Regions from separate parts of the Homo sapiens genome. Here regions 2 and 3 are each linked to region 1. The links are chromatin loops, found by intact Hi-C in ENCODE. Cell type or tissue: heart right ventricle. All regions are shown on one strand.

Region 1 (8,000 bases):
AGTGGCGCAATCTCGGCTCACTGCAAGCTCCGCCTCCCGGGTTCATGCCATTCTCCTGACTCAGCCTCCCGAATAGCTGGGACTACAGGTGCCCACCACCATGCCCGGCTAATGTTTTTTTGTTTTTTTGGTTTTTTTTTTTTTGCATTTTTAGTAGAGACGGGGTTTCACTGTGTTAGCCAGGATGGTCTCAATCTCCTGACCTCGTGATCCACCTGCCTCAGCCTCCCAAAGTGCTGGGATTACAGGCATGAGCCACTGCGCCCGGCCAACTTTTTGCATGTTTTCTTTAAAATTTCTCTACTTTTAATTGTACTTCTAATACAGACACTTCTGAAATCAGTTTTCACATTGCTGCAGCCTTACCAATTTGTAGAAACTGTTTATGTGATGTTTTGATTCTTCATTTATATATTTGCTTCAAATATTTTCCCAACATACCTTTTCAACTTATTTTCTTGTAATGCAGTTTACTATTTTAAAATAACAGTATGTGCTGCTTTGTGAATATTTTTATTACATCAAAACTAAGAAAGACCTTTCAACCTTTTCATCGTTCTAATAAATCAACACATTTATTCTAATTATGATTTGTTTTATATCCAACTCTCTACTCAAGTATATTCCATTTAACTCTCTAATTGGTTTTGACACAAGGTGTGGGCCTAATTCTTTAAGTACTTAACTAGTTATCCCAATGCAATTTTTATATTGTTTGTTAAATAATTTTTGCACTATTGTTTTATATTTTTATATATATTACATAAATTGAAAGCCAGTTGAGAGTTCAATTTATAATAGGACATTCATTTTCTTAAGTGTCTTATTGTGTGTATATATATATATACACACACACACACATGTATACATATATATACACACACATATATACATATATACATGCATTCTAAAAAATGTATCCTTCTCTTTTGTTACTTGACTATGTACTAGAATTTGAATATTGAAATAAATATAAAATTGGTGGTTGACTATATACGTAATTGAATAGTTATTGTTATTTGAATATTTTGTTTATTGTGACTTGAATATAACCAAGATGATCAATCCACTTACAATTCTTCTCTTTCAAAATATTACATGACGTAGAAGCTCATTTTAGCTGACACTTACTATTTGTACAAATATTCCAGAAGTCATTTCTCTGGCTTTTCAGCAGACTATAAAGATTAAAAGTTCAAAAAAAGGTCAGTAAATATAGATATAAATAAAAATAATTAAAATATAATCTAAATTGCCCAGGTTGACTTCAAAATCCTTTTAGTTTTTACATTTCTTTCCCCTTGTCTCATTTTTGTATTCATGGTTAATTTTTTACTTTTGTTTCCCATGTACCTCTTTATAGGTCACCTGTATGTATCTTTTTTTTTTAATATACTTCAAGTTCTGGGGTACATGTACATAACATGCAGGTTTCTTACATAGGTATACATATGCCATGGTGGTTTGCTGCACCCATCAACCCGTCATCTACATTAGGTATTTCTCCTAATGCTATCCCTCCCCTAGCCTCCCACCTCGTGACAGGCCCCAGTGTGTGATGTTCCCTCCCTGTAGGTCACCTGCATCTTTAATGGAACAAAGTCAAAAGCACAAAAGCAAGCACTTTTTCACCACTTAAATGTAGTCTCTTTAATGCATTTTATTTATTTATCTTTTTTCAGTCAATTTAAGAAGTTTATTTGGCCAAAGTTAAGGATGTGTGCCCATGACACAGCCTTAGGAGGTCCTGGTGACATGTGCCCAAGGTGGGGTCAGGGCACAGCTTGGTTTTACACATTTTAGGGAGACACAAGACATCAATCAATATATGTAAGATGAACACGAGTTTAGTCTGGAAAGGCAGGACAACTCAGAGACAAATGGTTGCATGTTTTTGAGTTTCTGATCAGCCTTTCCAAAGGAGGCAATCAGGTATGCATTTATCTCGCTGAGCAGAGGGATAACCGTGAACAGAACAGGAGGCAGGTTTGTCCTAAGTGGCATTGTAAAACTCATTATGGCAACATCTTCTGTGTTTTTCTTTTCACTGGGAAAAGATTACTCTGAGTAAGTGCCACGTGGGAAACAAGAGCGAGAGAGGGCAGAGTGGAGGCCACTGACCAATGCCATGGGCAGGCAGAGGGGGTGTTGGCTTTGAGTAGGCAGGCAGGATGGGGGAGAAAAGGGAAGGAGGCATCTGCTCAGGATTCTTAATGATGAGACCAAAGGACTGGGTGACAGACTGGTTCTGCATCCGAGGGAGAGGAAGGTCATCGAGAATGACTCTGAGGTTACTGGTTTGCGTAACCAGTTAGACAGAAATGGCTTTTGCTGAAACAGTAGAAATGTGCCAGGATATGGGGAGACAAGATCGCAAGTTTCAATTTTGGATGTGTTGAGTCTGAGGTGTTTTTGAGAAAACCAAGAGGAGATGTCAAGAAAGAAGTTGGATTTGTTCTTTCCCCAGCTAAAAGATTAATAGTGAGCGACCTGGTTACACGTTCCACTTTCTCAATATCTCCCTGCAGGCAAATTATAAAACTGTACAGTTGAGCCAGACTAGTTTTGAGTACGCCATCACATACCACGCTGCTTGGAACCGAATCCACAACCTGCATGAGACTTTAATCAAAGCTTTTGTCAAGTTTTATACAGGAAGAAAAGATGTTTAGCGATTTGAGTCACTCTGCGATTGTTTTGCAACATGTTATTTGGATTGTAGAATAATATTGTTCAAGAGAGAGTCCAAGTGGGATGGAACAAAATGTCAAGGAGAATGTGTTTTTAGGCATTTCTCTAATGTCAACAGAATACTCATAGTTTTTGTTATGCTAGTTCAAAGCGTGAACCATTTCTATTATTCCAGTTATTCAATATTTTTACAAAAATAGTACATAAGTTGCCATACTGAAGATTTTTAAAAAAGTTTTTAAATATGAAGCTACCCAAAAGTCATGTGAGATTGTTACAGCTGATAAGGCAGAGAGGCAGCTATCTGCCTTATCAGATATGAGAAGACATGAGAATCCAAAGTCATCAGTAAAGATCAGGTAATATACATATTCCTTGATATGTAATTCCAGGACTTGGATTTCACAAGCTCTTATTTGAAACAAATAAAAGCATTTAGTGCTTTATAATCTTTGGAGCTGGGGAGGGTGATCTAGAAACTATAAAGAAAATCTAGAAGAACTAAGATCCATGATTAACTGGTATTTAGAACACTTCTCTACTTTTAAAGTTGACTCAATTCTTCAAAACTTAATTAATATAATTGTACTCAACTGTCTATGAAACTTAGATAAGGTCTATTACATACAAAAGATACTTGCACTTGTATATTTATTGCAGCACTATTCACAATAGCAAAGATATGGAATCAACCTAAGTGTCCATCAATGTATGACTGGATAAACAAAATGTGTGGGGTGTATATATCTACTTACACATGCACACATATACGCACACCAGGGAATACTACCCAACCCTTAAAAAGAATGAAATCATGTCTCTTGCAGTGACATGGATGGAACTGGAGGCCATTGTCTTAAGTGAAATAACTCAGAAACAGAAAGTCAAATACTAAGTGGGAGCTAAACAGTGTGTACGCATGGACCCATAAAGTGGAATAATAGACACTGGAGACTCGGAAAGGTGGGAGGGAGGTTAGGGATGAGAAATGACCTAACTGGTATAATGCACGCTATTCGGGGGATGGTTACACTAAAAGCCTAGACTTGCCCACTACACAATATATCCGTGTAACAAAACTGTACTTGTACCTGCTAAATATATAAAAATAAAAAAATTAAAAATAAATAAACTTAGTCAAGGAGTCTTTTGTTCAACACTTTAAGCAAAGCCCCATTTAGTCCTGGTGGCCACTAGATGGCAAACTTTGCTAAAGAATACTGCCCCCACTGAAAAGATTTTTGCAAGATTCAAATCTTCCTGAAAGCATTTGGGTTCCAGCTGCCATCAAATCTTAAAACACTCCTTCAGGGTTCACATCGCCTCTGTAATTAAAAAGCAAATTCGTGACTTCACAATTGTAGGAGTTTAGAAATAATCGAATCAGGTCTTTTTTCATTTTCTGGAAACTGAAGCCAAAAATAGTTGAATGGTTTACGGTTGTGTTAGTTAAAGGCAGAGATGGGCTCCCACTCAGGCCTCCAGCATCTTCCTGTAGTAATTTTCCACATTGTTTTTTAAAACTGTAGCACTGTTATAATTACTATTATCTGAATGAAGCTACTCTGGCAAATAAGAAGTCATTCTTAGAGTGATCACGAAGAAATTTTGAATCACTACAATCCCATACTCCTTGGCAGTCAACTCATTCATGTTATACTATTTAAAGCAACTTAGAAGCTCAAAAGATTTAAAATAATCCTTTAAGAATGTGTAGCAAGTAGTCCCTTATGTTGGATTGAGATTTTTCCTTATTTTTAGGTTCACATTGGATGGAAAACATATTAATCAGAAATGATTTGGAAAATCATTAATCATATAATGAGAAAAATGAAAAGAATGAAGTGTGTTTCTGATAAGAAAATAAGAATTGGAAAATGGAACCAAGGTAAATCTCAAAACGATGGCTTTCATCAGTACAGAATCAGGGCACGCGAGTAAGGCAACCTTGGAATACTTGCTATCAAAAGCTTTGGTTTTATTAAGAGAGGACCAGGCTAGAACTGGAAGAGTTTCACAAAACAGTGCCAAGAATTTGCAAAACAAAACAGACTTTAATCATGGTTTGGATTCGAGTACATTATATGCCAATCATAAGGTTATGTCTGGGGTGGACATGGGGAGTTATAAAACCACATGCCAAATGCAAGCGGGAGAGATGTTTCAGAAAAGAGCCTTCATAGTTCCCATCCTAAAGTCAGTCTACATCTGGCCCAACCTTCCATCTGGAAGAACTCTAGAGAGCAAGACAACATGAGGTCCAAACTAGGATATGCTCCACGCTACAGAGAGAGAGTGGGGAGCAGAATGAGTGAGGCTATGGGAGCCTTTACAATCCTTCAGCCATGAAACCCTCAGTGAACAAAGTCCAGCCTTGTTAGCATAGCAAAAGATCCCCTGTCTGGGCTAATTCCTGCCTACCTTTCTACCATCATTCCAGAACACAACTCAACTCCATCTATGGTATATTGCGGTACACTGGTGCATACCATTACCCCTGTTGGGTATATCACACTGAATCAAAGCTGCTTTCTGAACAGCTCTTGTCCTTCTCTAGCCCCTATCTCTTCCTGTCTTTGTTGATGCACCTGAAGAACCATTCCAACGTCAAGATCAAGTTCAAATGATACCATCTGCATTTGTTTCCTGGGGCTGCCACAGCTATGCACCATAGGATAGGTGGCTGAAAGCAATGGAAATACACTCTCTCCAGTTCTGGAGGCTAGACATTCAAAATCAAGGTGTTGGCAAGGCCATGCCATTTCTGAGGCTCTAGGGGAGAACTTGTTCTACACCATTCTCTTAGCCTCTGAGGTTGCCAGCAGTCCTTGACATTCCTTGGCTTGTAGATGCATCTGCCCCATCTCTGCCTCCACCTTTGGATGACCATCTTTTCTCTCTGTGTATCTGTGTCTTGGTTTTCTCTTCTTATAAGGACATCATCAGTCATACTGGATTTGAGGCAACCCTAATTGAGTAAAATCTAATCTTAATTTGATGATATCTTTAAAACCTCTTTATTTCTAAATAAGATTACATTCATAAGTACTGGGGATTATGACCTCAACATACTTTCTGGGGGAACACAATTCAACCCAGAACACCACCTTTTTCTATTCCTACTCCAGACCCCAAGAGTAGGTTGCTACCTCTATGCATTTACCCTACAATAACACTGACCACATTGGAGGCAATTGCAATGCACTCACCCTTTCGCCTTTGAGATCCCTGGGTAAGCAGAGCCTCTTTCTTTCTATTTTCCATGTTTGCACTTGCCTTGCTTGGCACTTCGCCTGGTGCATAGTACTACAGGCCCATGAATGAACATAATTCTCTGCAGTTTAATTCTGGAATATCCCCAGCTTCCTAGCATATTCCCTATAGATAAGCCAGGATGTCAGATTGAAACAGTCCCCCAAAGGAGATCCTTAGCCGAGAGGAGGCTCAGACTGCAAAGTTCTGAATAAGAAAGGGTGGGGGTAGGGAGATCCACACTTGGATCACTGATGCAAGCATTTCCAAGGTTACCGATGGCTTCAGGGAGTGGCAGGTAGGGGTAAATGGCAGGTAGATTATGAGGCAGAGACTGTCATTTTGGGGGAACTACTTTTTTTAATAACACAAACACATGTCTTCTGGTATGATATGTCTATTTGGCAATAGCTTGATCTCAAACCAGTAAGTTTCATTCTCTTTCTCCACTTTGGCTAATACCAACAATTGGCATTTAAGTTTCTGCAGAAGGTGGCCCCTTGCTCTTGGGGGGCCTACTGAGGGGCTCTGGAAATACAACTAAGATAAGATTGTCCAAGACATGTAATGGGAAGCTGTAGGCACCTGCAGAATTTCCTTCTTTTTCTCTCTACCTCACCTGTTTTTTATGGATTTGTGATCTCCCATCAATACAGAGATGTCCATACTGTGGGCTTGCGCCCTTTCCTGCCATTTTGGAGACTAGGTGGTACTGTAGCAGCCGATCGTGCCTCTGTGTTTGGTTTTAACCAATGGCGAATGTCTCTGCTTGTAAGTAGACAGAGTGACAGAACGGCATCAGCCAGGTGTGGGGTCCTAATCAGGCTGCAGTCACACTGGAGCCACAGGATCAGAAGTCCTGTTTATTAGTCTGTTCTCACACTGCTAGAAAGAAATACCTGAGACTGGCTAATTTATAAAGGAAAGAGGTTTAATTGGCTCACGGTTCCACAGGCTGTACAGGAAACATGGATGAATATGCCTCAGGAAATTTACAATCATGGCAGAAGGGAAAACAGCCATGTTACATGGCTGGAGCAAGAGGAAGAGAGTTTAAGGGGAGGTGCCACTCACTTTTAAACAACCAGGTCTTGTGAGAAATCACTCACTCACTATCATGAGAACAGCAAGGGGGAAATCTGCCCCTACGATCTAATCCCATCCCACCAGCCCCCTCCTCCAACATGGGGATTACAATCCCACATGAGATTTGGGTGGGGACACAAATCCAAACCATACCTCCGTGGCTGCTGTAATATCTAACCAACCAAAACCTCATTGCCCCTCTTCCTCATACAGTCAAAGCTCTAGGGCAGCTCTGAGGCAGAGCCAAGACCAGTCAGTTTGCTCCAACCGACTTGCCTTTGGCTGTTGGCAGACAGAGAGCAGCAGCAGCCCCGAGCCTGAACAGCAACTACTCTCAACCACTTTGTACCACGTCCTTTTCATTTAACCAAACAGACCCCTTCTGTCTCTTGGAAAAGGAAACTGTGTTGTTTTATTATTATTATTGCTAAATATACATAACCTACAATGTACCACTTTAACTATCTTTTTAATTTAAAAAATTTAGAGACAGGGTCTTGCTTTGTCTCCCAGGCTGGAGTGCAGTGGTGTGATCATAGCTCACTGCAGCCTTAACCTTCTAGGATCAAGGGATCCTCCTGCCTCAGCCTCCTGAGTAGCTGAGACTACAAGCATGCACTGCTGTGCCTGGCTAATTTTTTTAGATTATTTTTTATAGGGACTGGGTCTTGCTACATTGCCCAGGCTGGTTCTGAATGCCCAGTCTCCAGCGATCCTCCTGCCCCAGCCTCCCAAAGTGCTGGGATTACAGGCATAAGCCACTGCGCCCAGCTCCTTTTAACTGTTTTTTTTTTTTTTTTTGAGACAGAGTCTCGCTCTGTCGCCCAGGCTGGAGTGCAGTGGCGTGATCCCGGCTCACTGCAAGCTCCGCCTCCCGGGTTCATGCCATTCTCCTGCCTCAGCCTCCTGAGTAGCTGGGACTACAGGCGCCCGCCACCACACCTGGCTAATTTTTTATATTTTTAGTAGAG
Region 2 (8,000 bases), 70 kb before region 1:
GCTTCAATCATCCTGTTCAAATTTATTACAACCATATGATGTCAGTGCTATTATTAGCACAGAAAAACAATCATTTATTGCATTGAGTATCCTCTAGAGGTCAGCAGTCACTTGCTCTTCTCTTGGTCCGTAATCGTCAGTAGCATGACCTTGAAATGTGGCTAAAAAAGTCAATGTCAGGAGAACGCACTAAAACTCTGGATGCCATTTGAATGCCCCCGCCCCCAAGAGTTCTGTAGTCCTAAGTGTTAAAAAATACAGGCAAAGGAGACAGGACTTATCAAAGGTATTTAGAGTTAGATGGAAAAGGCACACATAAATCTTAAAAGCTAAAGAAAGGCCAAATCTAATTCAGTGTATGAAGACAGAAAAGAGCAGATTAGGGATCTGAATGACCTGGGCTATCACAGCTCTTCCTCCCTGCATCCTGCCACCCCACACCTTCAAACACACACACTTAAAGGACACTGATACAGTGACCTTAACAGAGCTCTGTGTATCTCCTTATAGTCATCGACAAGGATTTATTCAGCATCTGGGCCAATATTTCTGGCTGTTATATAATCTTAACTGGCTGAGCTAGGATGATATAAATTATTCCTTTGTGGGCAAGTCCAGAAAAATTTATAATTAAAAGCAGAGCTATTTCAATGACTAAACAAATATAAATAATATTTTTTTATGTAAAGGAGCTTGTGCATATTTCACATTTTACATATTTTTAGTGTTTAAGAGAGTTCGGCTCAATAGAAACAGATCAGTCATTTAATTCCAATTTAAAATGTGTGACTGAGTAGTTGGTTTAGATTTGAGATTTTAAGTTGCAAACTTATGAATTTTATATACTTTATTAATCATTTAGAAGGTCTTAAATTTCACCATATTTATCATTTTAATTTGTTTCCTAAGATTTACCTACTTGGGAAATTTCTGTTAGTCAGACAACTTACAGGCTTAAAAAAGATAAGAAGCATCAAATATATAAATGCATTTCAAAAGGTGTGGGATTGAAAGAGGAATAGAGTAGTTTAAAGTAAATACTGACATACCCAGAAGTATAGAAGGGGACTATCATTGGAGAAGAAAAGTCAGCTCTGCCCAGGAGTAAAAGAAATGAAGTGCTCCATCCCCAAGAGTAACACACTTCCTAAGTCAGGTGACTGTAGGGGTCCCTACCAGGCGGTTCCCTGACTACACACCTTATAGGGAAGTCTAAGTGCCATCTACCGTTGACCCTTGAACAACACAGATTTGAACCATGTGGGTCCACTTATGTATGAAGATTTCCTTCATCTTCTGCCACCCAAGACAGCAAGACCAACCCCTCCTCTTCCTTAGCCCACTCAGTGGGAAGACGATGAGGATGAAGAACTTTATGATGATCTACTTCTTCTTCATGAATAGTAAGTATATATTTTTTTACTTATAATTTTTTTAACATCTTTTCTCTAGTTTACTTTTTTGTAAGAATACAGTACATAGTACATACAACACAACACATGTGTTAACTGACTGTTGATGTTCTTGGTAAAGCTTCTGGTCAACAGTAGGCTATTAGTAGTAAGGCTTTGGGGAGTCAAAAGTTGTATATGGATTTCCAACTGTGCAATGGGTCAACGCCCCTAACCGCCACATTGCTCAAGGTTTGTCTATACTCCTACCTATCTACATGGAGCCGCAGCTGCCCTCTCATTTAGAGATGAGAAGACTACTAAGAAAACAAGACTAAAAGATTCCAGAGGAACCCATGCCACCTGCCTATAATGAACCAAAGTAGTCAATCATTCACAAATATGGATGGACAAATAAGTAAAAGCAGATATTTGGAAAATAAAAAGAAAGAAGAGCCTAAAAGGTCCAAAATAAGCAGATAAACCAATTTCAGGGAAACAAAAATACAAGGAACTTAAGCAAACTTAAACAAGCAGAAAATCCAAATTGGTATCTTCAGAGAGAGTCAAGAGATTATTGCATTTATAAAACAAGAACAAAAAGCTATGAAAAAGTACTGATGAGGCAATGAAATGTCCTTGGAAATTAAAATATACTTGCCAGCATAAAAAAATTCAATGGTCAGCATAATTAATAAAATGAATGTATTTGAAGACTAAAGTGGAGGTTTGTAAACCAAAACAGAAAATGAAAGAAAACAGTCCGGGCACAGTGGCTCAGGTCTGTAATACCAGCACTTTGGGAGGACAAGGTGGGTGGATGACTTGAGGTCAGGAGTTCGAGACCACCCTGGCCAATGTGGTGAAACCCCATCTATACTAAAAATACAAAAAAAATTAGCCAGGCATGGTGGCGCATGCCTGTAATCCCAGCTACTAGGGAGGCTGAGGCAGGAGAATTGCTCGAACCCAGTGGGTGGGTTTCTTTTCTTTATAATTTTCTTTTTTTTTTTACTTTTTTTTTTTTTTTTTTTTTTTGAGATGGAGTTTTGCTATTATTGCCCAGGCTGGAGTGCAATGGCATGATCTTGGCTCACCACAAACTCCGCCTCCTGGGTTCAACTGATTCTCCTGCCTCAGCCTCCTGAGTAGCTGGGATTACAGGCATCCACCACCACGCCCAGCTAATTTTGTATTTTTAGTGGAGATGGGGTTTCTCCATGTTGGTCAGGCTGGTCTCGAACTCCCAACCTCAGGTGACCCGCCCACCTCAGCCTCCCAAAGTGTTGGGATTACGGGCGTGAGCCACCACGCCCAGCCTAAAAAATCACTTTTTTAAATTGTATGCTTTCCTTAGTTTATCAACACAGTAAACCTAATTATTACCATCAAAGTAGACTTAATTTTAGAGAGGATAAAAGATGTTAAGAACTACGAAACCCAATCTTAATTGACAAATTTTAGAATTTCAAAGAATGAGTTTTAAAACATTGCTGAAAATACAACAGAAAAATAAACCTGTAGCACGCAAGTTGAAAAAAAAAATCTATTTGAGACCAAATTAAGAAACTGTAACTGAGTATTTACACACAGCTTAGAAACAGCAGCACTGCCATCATTTTTAGTTGGATATATAAATTAAGTCCTCTGATGATATTTCTTCAAATAACTGGTATCAGAAATAACTTTATTCATTTCTAAATGGCAAAATAATGTTAATTTTAAAATTAGTTTTCTATCTCCATTCTAATAATCTTATCAATAGTCTTTTTATTATGTGCAGGTTTGAAAACACACACCTTCCTCATTCTCAGGTGACTGTTTATCCGGACATCTATTCTGAAACAAACAGAAATACACCAGATCAAATAAAACCCACATTTTCTGGGCTGGGCGAGGTGGCTCACACCTGTAATCCCAGCACTTTGGGAGGCTGAGGCGGGTGGATCATAAGGTCAGGAGATTTGAGACCAGCCTGGCCAACATGGTGAAACGCTGTCTCTACTAAAAATACAAAAATTAGCTGGGCATGGTGGCGCGGGACTGTAATCCCAGCTACTTGGGAGGCTGAGTCAGGAGAATCGCTTGAACCCGGGAGGCAGAGGTTGCAGTGAGCCGAGATCGCACCATTGCACTCCAGCCTGGCGACAGAGCGAGGCTCCACTAAACTAAAAAAAGGAAAAAAGAAAAATCCACATTTTCTGAAGAGTCTACCCTGTTGAAGACCTGAACTGCACCATGCAGCCCCGACCCAACCACCTGTGTTCTCATGTGATGTGTACCTCTACTTCCCAGTCAAGCTCCGGCTTCAGTGTAAAAATTCTTGGCAGTCTGGTGCTTATGTAACTGTTGGAGACATTTTTGACTCTATTGGTCTCCCTCTCTGTTTCTGAATTGTCCCCTCTTTCTCCCGTCATAAATACAAGAGTCACTTTTCCTGCTACCTTTAAACATATAAAAAATAAGATAACATATTTAGTCTGAAAATAACCATTCAATATTTTAAAATTTCAGAAACATATCAAATGACAGCTTCACTTTTACTTCATTGTTGACAATATTCATTTTAGTGAAAAAATTGGTAACGACGAGGGGAGAAGGACAGCATCACTTCCGAGGAATAAGTTTTTTTTTTCTATTTTAAGGGCAATTGTGCATTGCTTCCAAACCCAAATGAGAATCAGTGGAAGTTAGTATTCAAATATGACTGCTTTAAAATTGCATTTTTTGCAAGTGCTTCATTTTCTGGCTGACATCAGCAAATACACATCAGTGAGCTGATGACATTTGATACAAAAGGGACAACTTGTTCACCCAAAAAAGTTGTCAAGTCATACCCTTGGCTCATTTTGCCAAGAGCCAAAGGTGTCAGGCATACCGTATGCCTTCTGTAACGTTGCTGGCTCCCATACTTGGCACACTTGGGGTTGTTTTTGGCAGGCTGATGCGTATCCAACCTACAATTCATTCTGACCCCAAGAGCCAGATCTCATGAAAGTGACCTTGTGGGGAAGCTGAGTGGTAACCCAAGAAATCACTGTGAGTGCTTTTACAGCATTGCCATTTTAAAATATACTTGCCATTTTACAATGATCTTTCAAGAAATGTGAAGAATAGAAAATTTTGCTGTAGGACACTACAATGGGAACACAGACACCAGGGTCCCCTGGAGAGCGGAGGGCGGGAGGAGAGTGAGGATTGAAAAATCGCCTAGAGGGCACTATGCTTATTACGTGGATGACGGAAATAATCTGTACATCTAATCCCTGTGATAGCAATCCTTCCCTATACAGCAAACCTGCACATGTACCCCTGAACGTGAACATTTTTAAAAAGAAAATGTTGGTAAAGCTTGGGCGTGGTGGTTCACGCCTATAATCCCAGCAATTTGGGAGGCCAAGGCAGGCGGATCACTTCAGGCCAGGAGTTCGAGACTAGCCTGGCCAACATGGCGAAACCCGGACTCTACCAAAAATACAAAAATTAGCCTGGCATGGTGGCGGGTGCCTGTAATCGTAGCTGCTCAGGAGGCTGAGATAGGAGAATCGCTTGAACCTGGGAGGTGGAGGTTGCAGTGAGCCAAGATCACACCACTGTACTCCAGCCCAGGGTGACGGAGCAAGACTCTACCTCAAAAAAAAAAAAAAAAAAAAAAAAAAAGTTGGCATATATTATTTTAGACTTAAGTTATCCTACCTTTTAATTTCTCTGACTGAAGCAGTGTAATACACACATGCTACTCGCAGAAAAATGAAAGCACCTTCTTCTTTCTTGCCTTCTGCAGGGTAAGCAAATGTTTGAATTAATTATATTTCTTTCATTATCATTGATTTGAACATTTTTATGTTTTTCTATTTTTATTAAGAGATAAGCTCCTTTGTTCCATTGCCAGAACATTTCCTATTTATTTTATTCAGTGACCTCACATCTTTTTAAGTCTGTGGCATCAAATTATATGTTCACTTTCCCATCCTTGGTTCTGTCTTTTAATTCATGCAACAAATATTTATTGGACATGTCTCCTTTATAAGCCATCACTGTGCTGGGAACTTGGTATGAACAAAATAGATAAAATATAGTCTGCCTTCAATTTAGTAGGGAAGTGGGGATTAAAAAACAAACAATTGTTACATATAATAAATGCCATGAAGGAAAAAGCATCGCATTTATATTTATTTATGTGAGACAGAGTCCTGCTCTGTTGCCCAGGTTGGAGTGCAGTGGTGCAATCTCGGCTCGCCACAACCTCCACCTTTCAGGTTCAAGTGATTCTCCTGCCTCAGCCTCCCGAGTAGCTGGGACTACAGGCGTGTGCCACCACGCCTGGCTAATGTTGGTATTTTTAGTAGAGACAGGGTTTCACTAAGTTGACTAGGCTGGTCTCAAACTTCAGGCCTCGTGATCTGCCCGCCATGGCCTCCCAAAGTGCTGGAATTACAAGCGGGAGCCACGTGACCGGCCCTAAAAGAATGGCATTTATTTACCAACTTTTGAGGTATTCCTCTGGTTTTTTAAACACGATTTCACCTAGCTTATTTTTTTTTTCTCCACCATTTTCTCTGCCATAATCAGGATGTGAAATACAAAATCCTGCCTTTACCCTTGGACCTTGTCTTTCCTCTTCTAGAGGAACTTTCACTTCCTAACCAGGAACTGACAGACATCATCCTTACCGCCTCTTGCCTTTAACCCATATTATTTTAACCCAAGGACCTCAAATCTAGACACTTTTCTCAGATCACAACCTTTTATATTTTCACCCTATCTGCTGCTTCTTTTAAAATAAACCTACACTTAGCTTTTCCCATGATCTCTAACCCTCTGCAGTGTCTTCAGTCCATTAACCTCCCGGAATCACCTGCTTTTCTCCCTGGCTGACTTCCCAAGGACTAGAACTTCAACAGCTCAGTCTTTGGCAACAAAGAAGCCCTCACTCCTTAACTATCTTTGGCTCCTAGCTACTAACCCTGAAAAGCATGTTAGACATTTTCTCTGGGGTTACTGCAAATTGCTGGAGAATGTCCATACATAACACTTTATCCAGTTTCACCCTGACCCCACCGTAATGCTTATGATTATTTTACAATAGACTCTTCTTTCTCCTTCTTCTGCCTCTCTCACATTGCCTTCTTCATTTTCCAAGGACCTCATTTCTACTGCAACAAGGCTGATGGGAACCATTATGGAATCTACTCAAAATCTTTTGTCATTAACCACAGGAAACCCTTTACATATTTATCTATGTGTTCCGCTACCCTCTAATTCTTAATTCTTTCAAACCCTAGACCTCTGTATTTGTCCTATCTTCTACTTTCTCCAGAAATTTGTTCTGTGTCTACAAATATACCTACACGTTCCCTCAACTCACTTCTCCTCAAGTGATTGTGGCCATACTTCCTCCTTCTAGAAGGAGGCTATATTTGCTTGTTTCTACTTTCATCACCCACACGCTCCTTATAACTCACTGCATCTGTGCCTGACTTCCACCATCCTCTTGAAACTCCTCTCCCAAGATCACAATTAAATGCCTGCTTGCTGAATTCTGTTTTGGCCCCCTGGCTGTCTCTTCTCTTCCTCCTGAAATGTTCTGCACCCTTACTTATCAAAGTGTGAAGCAGGACCCTGTTTCTTGTCTGACCTCCTTGACAACTTATCACTTTACTTTTCCTTTTTTTAGAGATGGGGTCTCGGTCTGCTGTCCAGGCTGGAGTACAGTGGCACAATCATAGCTCACTGCAGCCTCCAACTCCTGGGCTCAAGCGATCCTCCCACCTCGGCCTCCCAACACTTATCATTTTTATATGCAGCCTCTTAACACGTGAGAATTCCTCAGTTACCCTTCTTCTCCCCCTATACCTGGGGTCACAAATGTCAACCATGAGCATAACCTGGCTTCCAGATGGGTTCTGTTTGACCTACAGAGTGAGGTTGTTAATTTTTACTGAAGCCAACACTTACAAATTAGGAGGTGTTACTTAAAATTGGGACTTCCAGTTTGTCTTGAAAACTAACTCACACCAGCTATGGAATAAGGATAGAAGAAAGTAGAATGTGAAATTGATATAAATGGCTATTACATGGCAAAGTAATAATGAAAGACTGTCTTCTTTCATGACTTAGGAATCAAAAGATACGTTCATTGCAGATTTCGAGGATTTGTGCTGAGATATTATTGAGTTAATTTTCTCTGTATTCTGTTCTCATTTTTGTCATACTTAGCCAAATCTCCACTTCAACAGCCCCAGTTACATGTTTTACCTTATATTATTCTCCAATCTTATTTCAAAAAGGATCTGCTTCAGGGTCCTTCAGTTTACTTTTCCTCTGAATATTGAACTTAACCAATAAAAGCTGCCTTATGAAACAAGTGACATAATAAAACAATAGATAATGTAAGCTTTAAATTCCAAATTCTGTCTCAGCCTCATAGCATTTACTGTCCATGAAGTAGACGACATTTATTTCCTGTAACCCAAAGGCTTTCCTTGTTCTTAATTTTTAAAGTGATGAAGTTCCCACAGGGGAGAATATAAGAAAGGGAATGAGATAAAGGTGGAAACATGGAAGAATTGGAATAAGAAAAATCATTTTCATTCATTCTTCTTTTTA
Region 3 (8,000 bases), 390 kb after region 1:
CATTATTGATTTTATAAGTAGGTGCCATGCTAAAAATTCCTAAATATCACAACAAAAATGGGATAAAGTTAAAGTCAATGAAGGTTTAAGATGTCATGGCTAAAAAATAAACTTGTCTAAATTAAAAAAAGTTAAAGAATACACAAATCAATATCTATCTAATTCACACGACTGGGAGTCCCATCATGAATGCTTGATGTATGATCATTTAGTGGTATAATAAAATTAGTTGCCAAAGTATTGTAAAGATGATGTTGTGGTAGAAAATGAGGAAAACATCACAATGTATAAGATTCTCCCTAAGCGGTTTAGTCTCTTCCTCCTGAAAGTTGTCATTCAACTTTGCTTTTGGAGAAGTCTCTAGCTGGCCTGGCGCCAGCACTGGCAGATGTTTCCAGTGCCGTGGAGAATGAATGACACTGCCAGGATGATCCTCTTCTCCTTTCACTTGATTTGCAGATCGTGATCTTTTCAGCAACAAATGCAGGCTTCAAAGTGACCTCATGTACCCCTCAAAGATTTAAATTGAAGATCAAAGAAAAACTAACCTCCTAAGTCCCACAGTTAAGAGTTTCCTATATACATATTTCTCACTAAATTGTTCTCCCCCATAGCTTCTTCAATTCCTAAGCACAATCTTGATCCTAGAAAAATATATAAGATGTGAGTGTAAAGTTGTCATGCTGATTTTTATCAATTAGTTGGGGAAGTTGTATTCATTGGTATAATCATAACTTACGTGTATAGGTCTTAATGTGTCCACTTGAAATATACTTCCATGATTAATACAAAAGGTATCATCTCAATTATGTAAAAAAAAATTTCTAGGTTTTTGTTTAGAAACAATAATTTTAACTTTACAACTTTACTTTTATTAATATTATTTTATTGTTTAAAATAAAATCTTATCAATAATTTTTAATGGAAGGTTTTCTAATTTATTTACTAATTCTCATGCTGAATTTCAAAGCAACTTTGGCCATCCAATTTCCTAAAATAATTATAGCAATAAAAATATCAGGTTTTTTTCTTTCACTACATTATGTTATACAAAGTAGAGTTAAATGTGCACTCCAGTTCTAGAGCATCCTAACTAACCTGTTTTCTGCTAAATCATTTGCAAACTTTACTGGCTATAAGTGCCACACTAAATTTAAGTAATTGTTATTCAGACATACCAGTTCTGATTCCATTATTATCTTCTATTGTGAATTTTCCAGGATAAGTAGACACAGAATAACCAAGAAATTGTTCATAGGCTGCAGCTGGGCTATTCTCGTGGCCTAAGACACTCAATGGGGTCAACACAGGAAGATGGATACCATTTGGCAGGTGCTAGAAGTAGGAGTGTTTCGGGGACTTTTAAGTCTTTTTCTGCTACTACTCTATTTGTTTCTCATCTATTTGTTAGTTGCTTTTTCCTCCCCTCCCCCAGCCCCAATCAGTTTCCAGGCACTATGTGTCAGGAAGCTGTCTCCACCATCTCCACCATCCATTTCCTCTTGTTTTGCTGGGGGGAAATGAAGAGCAGCTGCAGCTATTCAGCAGCCTCATCAGTGGAAGATGAAAATGATCATCATTTAATCAACAAGCACTGCTGAGTGCCCATTATCATTATGCTGTTTCTCAAGCCGCTCATCTTCGGGACAAGCATTCCCAGCTCATTTTATTCATCTATTTTTTTCTGCTTAGTACATTTTCTGTGTATTTTTAATTATGCACCTAAAATTGAGACATACATTTCTTTAAAAAAAATTTTTTTTAGTAGAGACGAGGTCTTGCTATGTTCCCTGGACTGGCCTCAAACTCCTGGGCTCAAGCTATCCTTCCCACCTTGGCCTCCCAAAGTGGTGGGATTACAGGCATGAGCCACCGTAGCTTGGCCAAGAAATATATTCCTTTAAAAGGTTTAGGCTGACATCTAACCATTTCAAAAAAAAAAAAACTCCTATATTTTTCACTGTTCAACACCCTCCCAGCATCAGCTAAATTCACAAAGAAAAAAGAAATCTAAAGTCTGAAACAGTCCATTTAGAAATCTTTTTTAGGAGATAAAATATGGACCTAAAAAAAGAAGATACACACACACACACAGATAATTCCAAGGAATTAAGCATTGTTCACAAGTGTAAGGTAGACTGCTCTGCATCCAGATAATGCATGAAAAAAATAATGTTTTAAAACTACCCATAAATGGATTACACATTAAAAGAAAAAGAAATTGAATTATCTTTCAGTGATAAGAATTCTTTCAATTATTATACAATTTTCACATTGTGGCATTTTCAGCATTTGTGATTAAATTCATACGTTGTTCGTTGAATTATTGATTTACATTGATTAAATTTGATGTTTATGATAGAATTTTCCAGAGTTGGGTAGAAAGGGGTGCTCCCAGGATTAAAGCCAAGTATATTATCACTGTCAAGTTTCTCACCATATCCTAGCTGGGAGATAATAAAGTCCAATTCCTCGATGGTGTGGATACTTGTGAGGTCACCGCCTTCCTTCCTGCAGGTGGTCAGAGCATCCCTCTGGATTTTTTTCTCATCTCTGTGAATCTTGTAACAGTGACCGGCATACGGCCACCACTGACTAGGACAGTGAGTAGGCACATCACTTTCTAGAAACAAAAAGGGGGGTCGGAAAAAAATTTTAAAAGATTTGATTAAAACTATAACAATATTTTAATCATTTTATATAATACATGAAACAGCTTATAGTTACTAGGCAAATAAAGGTAACATTTAGTTTTTATTTTCGCAGCATACATATTCACCAAAAATAGACAAGGCATATACTATTTTGTTGGTTTTTAGACAAAACAAAATAACCTACTTTTTAATCAAATGGGAAATCACCTTATCAACTTTCTTTCTTTCTTTTTTTTTTTTTTTTAAGAGACAAGGTCTCCCTCTATTCCCCAGGCCAGAGTGCGGTGGTGTGATCATGTCTCATTGCAGCCTCAACCTCCTGGGCTCAAGCAGTCCTCCTGCCTCAGCCTCCTAAGTAGCTGCTACTACAGGGCATAAGCCACTGTACTTGGCTATGGGAAATCTCTTTTTAAAAAGTTATATCTACAACAAGACTATACTAATACATATTAGATTATCTAAATCTTGTCAGCAAACCTGAACTAAGCATCTGTTATGCACTGTTTAAATGCTGGAGGCCTGAAAGCTTTGGGGGACTAAACACATCCCCTAAAAGATTTGAATTTACTTTATTCTATGGACATTAGGGAGCCAGTCACTCTTGAGAGGCAGGTTAGTGTTGAAGTAGAGAGCTGGAATGGCTGGGGGACAAACGGTCTCCAAGGAGCCTCCGCCACCATAGCCACATGAGTCAGCCACTTGTTGCCTCAGAACAGACCCACTACCATTTAGTTGCTACCCAAAACTGACACGTGCTTGTGACTAGGAGAGGGATCTGGAGTCATAACTCCTAAAACCTGAATTTGCGGTAAGTTGTGTGATCTTCGGCAAGTCACATCACATGAAAAGGAGTACCCATATAGGTGAAAATTTTTAAATGAGATTAGTACTAACACTAATATCAAACCACCCACCCCATGTTCTTCTGAACTAGAAAAGAATAGAGAGAGTGTGCTTGTAAATCACAAGCACCACACAATCATTATTTAATTAAACCAGCTGTCAACATCCTCAGCCTCGCTACTAATAGGATCAAATTGTATAATCTTGATTATACGCTGCAAAAATTTAATAGTAATGAGCTAGGGGAAAGTGACAATAAAGACATTTGAAGGCAGATGTTTATTCATCCCTATTGCCTTGAGCCTGGCACAGGGCCTGGTACATATAAGCGTATTGAGTATTGGAAGAGAAAAAGAATTGAAGTTATAGTTGATATATGGCTGCTTGTTATTACTATTCTAGAGATACTATTTCAAACAGTAATTTGGCAACATGTTTTGCTTAGAAGGGGACTATATTGCCAAATGAAAGTGAACGTATATATTATTTAAGCTCATATTAAATGTTTTCAAATGGCTGTCTTAGTATATGTTCGTTATAGGGTACCTTTCTTCACTATTCCTTTGATGAATTGGTCGTATCTTCCCTTAAAGGTGGAGAGTATCTGAAACATCATTGTTTAAGCCCAGGATTTTGTGCCCTGCAGTCATACAAGTAACTACTCAGTCATGAGGCTCAAATGCTGTACAATTGTAATAAAAAATGCATATTTAAAAAAATTCTATTCCCTCAATACAATTTAGATTCTGTGCACTTCCAGTGGTTACAAAAAAAAAAAGAAGAAAAAGAAAAAGAAAGCAAGCTTAGTACAGCTTTGGAGCCCTCTGGTGGGTTATTTTAATTTTGCTACCTAGGAAATTGAAAATAGTATCAGCCAATGCTGTCCTTCAAAAACTGAAATGATGAACTTTAAACATATTTGAAAGCATGAAAACAACCAACTTGAGTGAAATGAAGGGGAGTTCCCTGGGGCAGCCACAGAAGATGATTTGTTCCTCTAGCCACAGCTCATGTGCTCAGTGGCCACATGCGGTTAAGTGGCTGCTAAGCCAGAGAGTACAGCCCTAGAGACCTGAGGATTATGGACAAACGGGTTAGTGTTACAATAATTCACAGGGTTTGAGGTTGAATTCTTGCCTAAGGCTGTTGCTAATCCCGTATGCTGCATAATTTGAACTCTGATACGCTTTTCCAAGCTCTGGTTTATTTGAGTTTATAGATAAAACAGAATCATTAATCCAGGGAGTATAGAGATGTTCAGAAACTGACATCAAGTGGTTAGCGAGTGAAGAAGGCATCATGGAGGAATAAGAATGTACTGAGTGTTTGATGAAATGAACAAAATTTTATCTCAGGAAGAAGAGTCATGAACATTTCCATTTTACACATGAGGATCCCAGCACCGGCAGGTTAAGCAGTAAGGCCAAGTTACAGAATTCTGAGTGCTGTACCAGAGAAACTATAAAGTAACTATTCTCCTCTTTGGCAACATGGAAATTCCAAGTCTTAGAAAGAGAATTGTAATGAAGGCTTCCAAAAAAGGAAAAAATACACTATTTCTCCTAGAGGAGGAATAGTAGAGGTAAAATGCAAAAATGGTGAGCTTTCTCTAAAGATACCCACCGTCACTATGGAGAGCCTGTAAAGGATAATCAAACCCAACATCCAGGTCCCGCATCTATATCTATTTAGGATCTTGGCCAAATCTATATCAATTAAAATTGCAAACACATCTCCTCCCTAATCCAACAATTCCACTTCCAGGAATGATCACATGCATGAAATGATGTGCATAGAATGTATATAGTTATTTACCTCAGGACTGTTTGTATTAATAAAAGATTGGAAGTAAATTAAATTAAAAATCCATTACACAGGAGATCGGTCAAAAAAATATATGTGCTGTCTCTGCAATAGCTTTTGGACAGCCATAAAATTAAACATAGAAGCTGTTTATATTCTACGTGGAATGATGTCCAAAATTGTTGTTAAGTGGAAAACTTAGGATAAAAACATATTATAGTATACTGCCATTTGTATGAAACAAAAATAATTATAAATATATTTGTTTATATAGTCACAGAATAACTAAGGATACACACCCAGAAACAATTATTCTCCAGGAAGGTAAACTGGGTGTTACAGGTGAGAGGTAGGGAAAACCTTATTATTTATCATGTTGTATCTTTTGAATCTCTAGCTATGTCAAGCGTATTTTAAAATACATGAAATTGCTTTCAAAGCCAATGGGAAGAAAAAAACAAGAATGCCACATTGTCAGTTTCCTCCAGCAGAAAAACAGAAATAAATTAAACCATTTAAAGCATTCGCTGTCCCTCCAAAAAGAGGTAATAATAAAAAATATGTAGTTTGTCTTTCATCAATTGGAAGAAAGAATTCTTGCCTTAGTAGTTTATTCTCCTATAAAATTGTAAGGGACAACACAATTGATTTTTTTTTTTCTTGAAGTCTAGCCGATATTTAAAATTCAGTTACAGGCCAGGCACGGTGGCTCATGCCTGTAATCCCAGCACTTTGGGAGGCTGAGGTGGGTAGATCACCCAAGGTCAGGAGTTCAAGACAAGCCTGGCCAACACAGCGAAACACCATCTCTGCTAAAAATACAAAAATTAGCTGGGCGTGATGGCACACATCTGTAATCCCAACTACTCGGGAGGCTGAGGCAGGAGAATCACGAACCCAGGAGGCGAAGTTTGCAGTGAGCTGAGATCGCGCCATTGTACTCCAGCCTGGGTGACAGAATGAGACTCTGTCTCAATAAATAAATAAAATTCAGTTACAACTTTTTAGATATTTTATTCTATTTTATGAAAACTTTAGTATAAGACGCTACACTGAATAGCAAGGAAGCCCAGATAGAGCCGTGAGGACCTAATATAAACATCCCTTCCAAATGTTGACTTTCTAGCTTGGATTCCGGTTTTGCCATGTCTGCAAGGTTTCTGTATCCTCTGAATATCTTTTTCCTCAACTATAGCATGTGAATCATGACACCTACCTCAGAGGACTGATTGGGAAGGTAACATTTTTATTTAGGTCAGAGGATCTCCACAATGCCCAGACACCGCCGCACACTCAGGAAATACTAGCAACCAGCACACAGAAATATTGCAGTAATATCATTAAGTTTACCCCATCAACTATCCACAAAACCTCTGGCGGCATTCCAACAGTTACACCTAAGCTGTAATGTTACTTATCTTTCAATTCTAATAGTTGAGGCACTTCAGATCCCATAGATCACTTACCTGAGGGAATAACAAAAGAATTTAAAGTGGTGTTGCCCTTTTTGCAAATATAGCCCAGTTTCTGAACACATTCCAGATTTTCCCATTTAGCATTTTTTCCAGGATTTAGTGACACACAGCTTTTTCCAGGTTCAGCTGATGGACTTCCTTCGAGGAAAAGGAAAAGTTAAAGTGGACTATTATAGCTATTCCCAGCAGATAGCATCCCTCCCACGTCTCCTCATGTCTTCATCCTGGGGATTCAATGGACCACCATTCTGTCTTTTGCTACACATTCACAAAAAAATATTTACTGACTGCAGAGCAAAAGACACGATGGGTGTCTATTGTTTTCTTATCGTTGGATCATTCCAATACTTAGAATGTTGATAAAGCAAATATACTTCTTTGAAACAACCCTTTCCCCCATTATCAGCTAATAAAGCTACACCTTAAAACTTGAACAGTTGTCACAACGGATTACATTATCAAAGAGAGGTACCTAATGAAAAGAATGCATGATTATGCCGCCATAAAAAAAAATGAAATCATCATGTCCTTTGCAGCAACATGGATGCAACTAGAGGCCATTATCCTAAGCGAATTAATGCAGAACAGAAAGCCAAATAGCCATGTTCTCACTTCTAAGTGGGAGCTAAATACCGAGTACTCATGGACACAAAGATGGCAACAACAGAAACTGGGGACTATGAGATGGGGGAGGAATGGAGGGTAACAAAGTTTGGAAAACTAGCTACTGGGTTCTATGCTCACTGCCTGGTTGATGGGATGGATCATTTATATCCCAAACCTCAGCAACATGCAATTTACCTAGGTATGTAACAACCGTGTACATGTATCTCTGAATCTACAAGTAGAATTTATTAAAAAGAAAGAATACATGATGTTCCAAACCTGCCACACTAAACATTATTAGGGCAGGGCACGGTGGCTCACGCCTGTAATCCCAGCACTTTGGGAGGCTGAGGCGGATGGATCAACTGAGGTCAGGAATTCGAGATCAGCCTGGCCAACATAATGAAACCCCATTTCTACTAAAAATACAAAAAAATCGGCCGGGGAGCTGGCGGGCACCTGTAATCCCAGCTACTTGGGAGGCTGAGGCAGGAGAATTGCTTGAACCTGGGAGGCAGAGGTTGCAGTGAGTGGAGATCACACCACTGCACTCCAGCCGGGGTGACAGAGTGAGACTCTGTCTCAAAAATAAAAATAAAAATAAATGGAGGAGAAAAAG

The links. Hi-C counts contacts between places; a loop is a spot of excess contacts. Peaks named below come from ENCODE experiments on the same cell type or tissue, not always from the same donor. Only the 100,000 strongest peaks of a DNase experiment are listed, where the experiment ranks them.
Region 2: it touches region 1 in a loop (3-fold over the local background); 10 of 110 quality-filtered maps call a loop at or near these places.
Region 3: a loop joins it to region 1, with 7 times the contacts of the local background. A loop is called at or near these places in 27 of 110 quality-filtered maps.

What each region holds. Positions count from the first base shown.
Region 1 is chr10:18,234,973-18,242,972 of GRCh38, reverse strand. All of the region lies in intron 2 of CACNB2 (calcium voltage-gated channel auxiliary subunit beta 2), which reads right to left. Among named protein-coding and RNA genes, the nearest start is that of CACNB2-AS2, 23 kb to the left of the region's middle. In heart right ventricle, a CTCF peak has its summit at 3,882 (motif pointing right); no DNase peak of the experiment used is centred here; H3K27ac peaks cover 1,772 bases.
Region 2 is chr10:18,305,035-18,313,034 of GRCh38, reverse strand. The region is part of intron 2 of CACNB2 (calcium voltage-gated channel auxiliary subunit beta 2); the gene reads right to left. Among named protein-coding and RNA genes, the nearest start is that of CACNB2-AS2, 48 kb to the right of the region's middle. In heart right ventricle, a CTCF peak has its summit at 112 (motif pointing right); a DNase peak (open chromatin) is centred at 4,313; H3K27ac peaks cover 4,168 bases.
Region 3 is chr10:17,844,202-17,852,201 of GRCh38, reverse strand. MRC1 (mannose receptor C-type 1) reads right to left here. Exons shown (of 30, transcript NM_002438.4): 6 at 6,767-6,913; 7 at 2,438-2,623. It overlaps MIR511 (microRNA 511), which reads right to left and starts at 7,095; the gene lies at 7,009-7,095. In heart right ventricle, a CTCF peak has its summit at 4,319 (motif pointing left); a DNase peak (open chromatin) is centred at 371.